Linked DNA regions of Homo sapiens: region 2 is linked to region 1. Evidence: read pairs that join two places in POLR2A ChIA-PET (ENCODE). Cell type or tissue: A673. All regions are shown on one strand. Each heading gives the region's core, and the rest is flanking DNA. Links, peaks and the distances in the headings are about the cores only. Region 1 overlaps PHLPP1 (PH domain and leucine rich repeat protein phosphatase 1). Region 2 overlaps ZCCHC2 (zinc finger CCHC-type containing 2).

The links. ChIA-PET counts read pairs that join two places held together with the same protein. Peaks named below come from ENCODE experiments on the same cell type or tissue, not always from the same donor. Only the 100,000 strongest peaks of a DNase experiment are listed, where the experiment ranks them.
Region 2: POLR2A ChIA-PET joins it to region 1 with 14 read pairs; 2 of 35 experiments call an interaction of 5 or more read pairs at or near these places.

Annotation. Positions count from the first base shown.
Region 1 is chr18:62,799,641-62,802,558 of GRCh38, reverse strand. All of the region lies in intron 1 of PHLPP1 (PH domain and leucine rich repeat protein phosphatase 1), which reads right to left. Among named protein-coding and RNA genes, the nearest start is that of PHLPP1, 86 kb to the right of the region's middle. In A673, for the core only: no CTCF peak of the experiment used is centred there; no DNase peak of the experiment used is centred there; H3K27ac peaks cover 435 bases.
Region 2 is chr18:62,525,145-62,528,062 of GRCh38, reverse strand. The region is part of intron 1 of ZCCHC2 (zinc finger CCHC-type containing 2); the gene reads right to left. Among named protein-coding and RNA genes, the nearest start is that of ZCCHC2, 3.6 kb to the right of the region's middle. RefSeq lists a silencer at 1,122-1,541. In A673, for the core only: no CTCF peak of the experiment used is centred there; a DNase peak (open chromatin) is centred at 1,232; H3K4me3 peaks cover 2,132 bases; H3K27ac peaks cover 1,416 bases.

The DNA of each region.
Region 1 (2,918 bases), core at 320-2,819:
TTGATCCAGCTGCATTTTGAAGTCCATGTCCTGCTATCCCTACTTTAGTTAGCACTATGATGTTCTGGAGCCATAAATACTGTAACTGTGATGCTTAGAACAGTTTCAATCATCAAAATTATTCTGCTTGGGAGGGTGTGTTAATCCCCACATGCTCAGGCTCCACTTTGCTCTTTTCCTTCCCTGGAATCGAATCTGCCCTCTTCCCCACATGTACCCCTCCAAAAAGACTTGGGAACCTTATCACTTCCTTCCTGGGTTGCTCCACTGTTTTCTTGCTGTTCAGGCTCAGCTCTGCAGTTCCTGCAGACTCCATGCTCCTCCCTTTCTTTGGGCCACTCAGTCCTTCCTCTGACCCACTGGTGAGCCAACCTTTCTTCTTTTCTTTGGCCTCTCTTCCATCAACAACTGGAAAAAGGGGTAGCTCGTATCCTCATAACCCCCTCTGCTCATTCTTCTAGCCCTTCTTTGCCTCTGGGTGCTCACATACACACATTCTGGCCAAGAAAGTAGTCAGGGGAGTGAGAGAAAAGAAAGGCAACAAGGAAAAAACGGTTAAAAAAAATAGAAAAAGTAAAAATATTAATGGTACTAGACATAAGTCAAAACAACACAAAGCCAATGTGTTCCTAGAGACTAGGAGTGATGCTCTGTGTATGCAAATGTGAATGACATAAAAGTTAAATATGAAATATGAGAAAAACAAGACATAGGTAAGAAAATGTGTTAAAATGCTGAAGAGACAGAAGGTAAATGCCTATGACTTGGAAAGAAATATGAGAAACCATGGACATAAAAACAAACAGAGGCCAGGCACAGTGGTTCACGCCTATAATCCCAGCACTTTGGGAGGCAGAGGCAGGCGGACCACTTGACGTCAGGAGTTTGAGACCAGTCTGGCCAACATGGGGAAACCCATCTCTAGTAAAAATACAAAAATTAGCCGGGCATGGTGGTGCATGCCTGTAGTCTCAGCTACTCAAGAGGCTGAGGCAGGAGAATCACTTGAATCCGGGAGGCAGAGGTTGCAGTAAGCCAAGATCACGCCATTGCACTCCAGCCTGGGCGACGGACGGACAGAGGGAGGCTCCATATACTAACTAACAATTTCTGCTTGATGCATCTCTTTAGCATCAAACCTACCAGGCAAAACATGTCACCTCAGCAAATTCACAATTAAAAATTAATTACTCAGAACAATTAATTAGAAATTAGCAGCCAGGAGTGGTGGCTCACATCTGTAATCCCAGCACTTTGGGAGGCCAAGGCAAGCGGATTACTTGAGGCCAGGAGTTTGAGACCAGCCTGGCCAACATGGTGAAACCCCGTCTCTACTAAAAATACAAAAACTAGCAGGGTGTGGGCACCTCTAATCCCTGCTACTTGGGAGGCTGAGGCAGGAGAATCACTGGGGCCCAGGAGAAGGAGGCTGCAGTGAGCCAAGATCATGCCACTGCACTCCAGCCTGGGAGATAGGGCAAGAAAGGGAAGGAGGGAGGGAGGGAGGGAGGGAGGGAGGGAGGGAGGGAGGGAGGGAGGGAGGGAGGGAAGGAAGCAAGGAAGGAAGGAATTAGCTGTAATTCAACTCTCAACTTAATTTGCACAAATACCAACAAAGGGAATTTCTGGTTAAGTAAAAGTGGATTTCAGCTGAACTTCTCTCTATGTCTCCTCCACCAACAGTGACAAGAGATTCTTACCCCTAAAGATTGAGTTCATGTTTACAAAAGCTCACTATTAAGTCATGCAAAGAATGCAGGTAGCCGGAGAAGCCAGCTCAGCATCGAATAGCTTCAAGGCACTCTAGAAAATAAAGCCCTACTCTAAATAGGTTATTATTAGGATCATAAGCAGAAACTCGCTAAACAACAAAACAAGTAACATGAACCAAAGTAAATATCAAACTGAGAGGGTTTTTACAACAGAGACTCTTCTTTTCATATGCTCCCCCGAGACAAACAGCCCATTCTTCAGCCACCCTCACTCACTTTCCCCTTGAGAATTTTAACTGCATATAATGAAAGATGTTATAGGTGAGTTTGTATGCATTATCCATGACTAATCTAGAAGCAGAAAAAAAGTTGAGATCACCACTATATACCTAATATTAACTATAGAGCCAGCTTTAAAACATAACTGAAGACTGAACTTACTAAAAATAATCAAACCACAAAAACTATACAGTTGACCCAAATAAATTACATTTTATGCAACACAAACTCTAAAGCGTTAATTTATAACGCAAACGAAGAACATTCGGATATCCCTGTTGTTCAAAACCTTCCCCACCTGTTCTCTGTCCCCAGAAGTGACAAGTGTGTAAAGGGCCTTCTATGCACTCTGCCTCCCACTGGATTCAGCCAGTGGGGGGTGGGGAGAGAAGAGAGTGTGGTCAAGGGTATCTATTCTCCGGACACCCTCCCTATTAGGTGGCCTCCAGCTGGCCGTGCCCTGGTCTGAAGTTCTCTCAAGGTGCAGTCAGCTCTAGCTAAAGGGTCTAGCATCTCCTGCTAGGTTCTATAAATCTCTTCTTCCACTCATCCCTTTGGGGTGTGGGTTAATAACATCTCCAGCAGTTGATAATTTCAGGCATTTTCTACACTAAACCTTGCAGTTCCCCAATACCCTGTCCACATCCTTCTAAAATTCTCCTGATTTAAGTGTGCTATTTCCTGTTGAGATCTTGACTATTATACTTGTTAAAAAGAGGAAAAATGTTTTAATGAACATTTAAGAGATATGTTCTGTTTATAAGCAGTAAGGCCCAAGCAAATAAACAAAAACCCTCAGCTATATTTTCAATATGAATACAGGTGAGGGAAGGTCAAAGAACTGCACTTCTGCTGTAGAACACACACTGTATTCTACAAGGGTATCATAAATAAATGGTTTATGATAGATGAATGGAGAGAGATGCC
Region 2 (2,918 bases), core at 252-2,751, 270 kb after region 1:
TAATCAATAACCACTACTATGATCGTCTACATATTTTATGCTTCTTATACCTTTGTGTCGCTAGTTGGGGACTAAACCTCCAAAATGAGAATACCCATTTTCCCGAACAGTTAACGAATGTCTTTAAGTATGCAAACATTGCTTGCATGTCTTGCTTCCTGTCTTTTCAATGAAACAGCAACAAAACTAGTACCTTTTAAAATACATAGGCATTTTTTTGTTGCTAACACACAATTTATAGTTTGGCTTCCTAATAATAGGAAGACACCCATTTTAAAAACCAAGCGTTTTCAGCTATGCTATATAAGCAGTCTGTAACTTCCTAACACAGGATTGTAACAATCACACAGAGTTCCTAGGACACTCACAGTAGTGAGTGACTTCACTACTGCTCCCTGGCCTCTTTGCTGAATTTTGTACAAGTTACTGGCAGTCCACCGCAGTTGTGTGAGGAATGTGAGATTTATGTACAAGCCTCCTAAAAAAACTGCTGACATTTAAGTTGTAATCCAATGTAATATTTACCATAAAGTCATCCAAATAATAGAAAAACTCTAGAAATGTTACTCTTAAAAGTAAAAACATCCTTGTTGAGCTTTCCTGTATTTCCAATGTAGCCTAAAAAGTATATATTCTACCGGCAACCTGTGTACGTGTTATACCTCAACTATTAACATTGTAACCATGGCATGTCACTAACAGTTGCTGGGCCCAGTCAACTTCAAAGCATGTAATATAAAATTGGCATTAAAGACATGTTCTGTCTGTAAATGTCATTAGTTTTTAAATTTTTTAATAGACAAGCTGATTCAGTACTGGATACAAGGAAGTCCTGTGAGAGCCAGGTGCACTATTCTGGGCCAGTATACCCTTACTTTAATAGAAAAGAGAATTAAAAAGATGCTAACTTTACGTTAACCAATAGTAAGGCTGAAAATACGTCGTTTGGCACACCAAAGAGCTTCACTTAGTAGTTAAGAAAAAGAATGACTCCCAATTAAAATTGCATACTTGTGTCTAAAAGGTTACTTTCGGGGGGGGGGGGGGCGGGGGAAATGCTGCCACACGAATTTCCCTTTACCAGGGTTATCGCCACGGCCCAGTACGGCCCAGCGCAGCATCCACGTGGTTCTCGAGTCCGCCTGGAAGTCTCCGGCGCTAGCCCAAAGCCTGGCCTCCGCGGGAAGAGGCCAAAAGGGCGCCGGGGGCGGGGCCGGCGCGCCGGTCACGTGGGAGGCGCGCGCGGCCGCCATCTTGCAGGGCGGGGGCGGGGAGGAGCCCCGCGCCACGGACCCTATATCGCCGTGCGCTAGCTCCGGGCGTTGCGTGACCTCCGAGCCCCTAAGGCGGGTCGCGGCGCCTCCACGCGAGGGGCGCGCGAGCTTTGGGCTCATCCCTGACGATGGGGAGGTGCGCCCGCCCTCCCCGGGTGCGCGGCGGCGGCGGCGGGAGGCCGAGAACAGCTGGGCCGGACTGCAGCGAATGAGGGCTTAACTCAGCCCACCCACATCAGCGGCCTCTGGAGTGACAGCCTGGGAGCAACATCATCAGATAAAAGGTCAAGGCCAGAACAAGCCACAGCTGGGACTCGGAGGTCACTCTACGCAGCAGAAAATGCGGGGTCGTAACAACTTAATGAGATGTGAATGATGTGTTACGGTAACCCTAAACAACTGCTGGAGAAGTTCACCACACACCACGCATCTAGAAATAGCCCAGTGTCACCTGTAGTACGCGGCCCCTATGATTTATTCCCCCACTTCACTTGACACGTCCTGAGAAGCAGTGATGTGCTGACGTTAATGGCAGGATGCCCAACCTCACTTTGTCCATCCCTCCCAGCACTCACTGGTTGCAGAAAAGGTCACGCATTGCGGTCAACATAAAAATCTCATTACTCTGGTCTGCATGCATCCCTCCCCTTTCTCTACTTGCCCTCCAACACGCTTATTAAAAACAAAATTTAAAGAAAGAAAAGGGAAAGAAAAAAAGACTTTCAGCAGTTAAAATCAGAAATCAAGTACCTTTGTTGGAATAGTATGAATGGAATGATATGAGGTTCCACTGTGGGACATTTTCTTTAGACCTGCAATTTAAGGCTATCTTTACAATATTGTATGTTATTACAATAACATTTTAAATAAGCATTGTTCCTGAATTCATGTTTTTGTCTCTAAATTTAATGGCTGTGCGGCATATAGGACTTTTGGGAAATTAACGAGTAGGCTGAAGAGTGGAGGAGGCTTTTACCATCAGCACACGCACTGCATGCTAGTGGTAAACAGGCGCTGGAAGATGACAAAATTTCAAACTCACCGAGATAATGCTGGGCACTAGAGCGTTACATCTGAGTTTGATAAAATACGTCCCAAAACATGAATTAGTTACCTCACAGAAGCGTCGTTTTAAAAAAGGGGTTCAGGCTAGATTATCTCTAAATTCCTTCCAGCCCCAAATCCATTGATTCCACGGGTACTGAGTCCACAAAGCCACTAGTGAAATACCATGCCCAATTTTAGTTCTGGGGTACTGAATGACAGCAGATATATATATACTGAATTAACGTTCAAGCAAGGAGAGGAGAAAATCCCCTTTTCCATTATCTCCTAGAGATCACCTAAGCTGAAAAACATGGCATCCAAATCAACACCTTTCAAAAGCCTGTGACCCCACAAATAATCTCACTTTACAGTTCTCACTCTTACTGAAACCTACTCCCCACCTTCCCATGGAAAAGTCCTCCTCAAAGACTCACTGGACCCTAATTATCATTAAATTGCTTTCATGGCTGTAAAAAAAATTCATCTTTAATGTTTGCGACAAGTGTCTCATCTGGATTCTCGTCTACTACATTTTGGTGTTTAAGTGATTCTTTTGGGCAACATTAACGCCTATCGTAAACGCTCAACAAATATCCC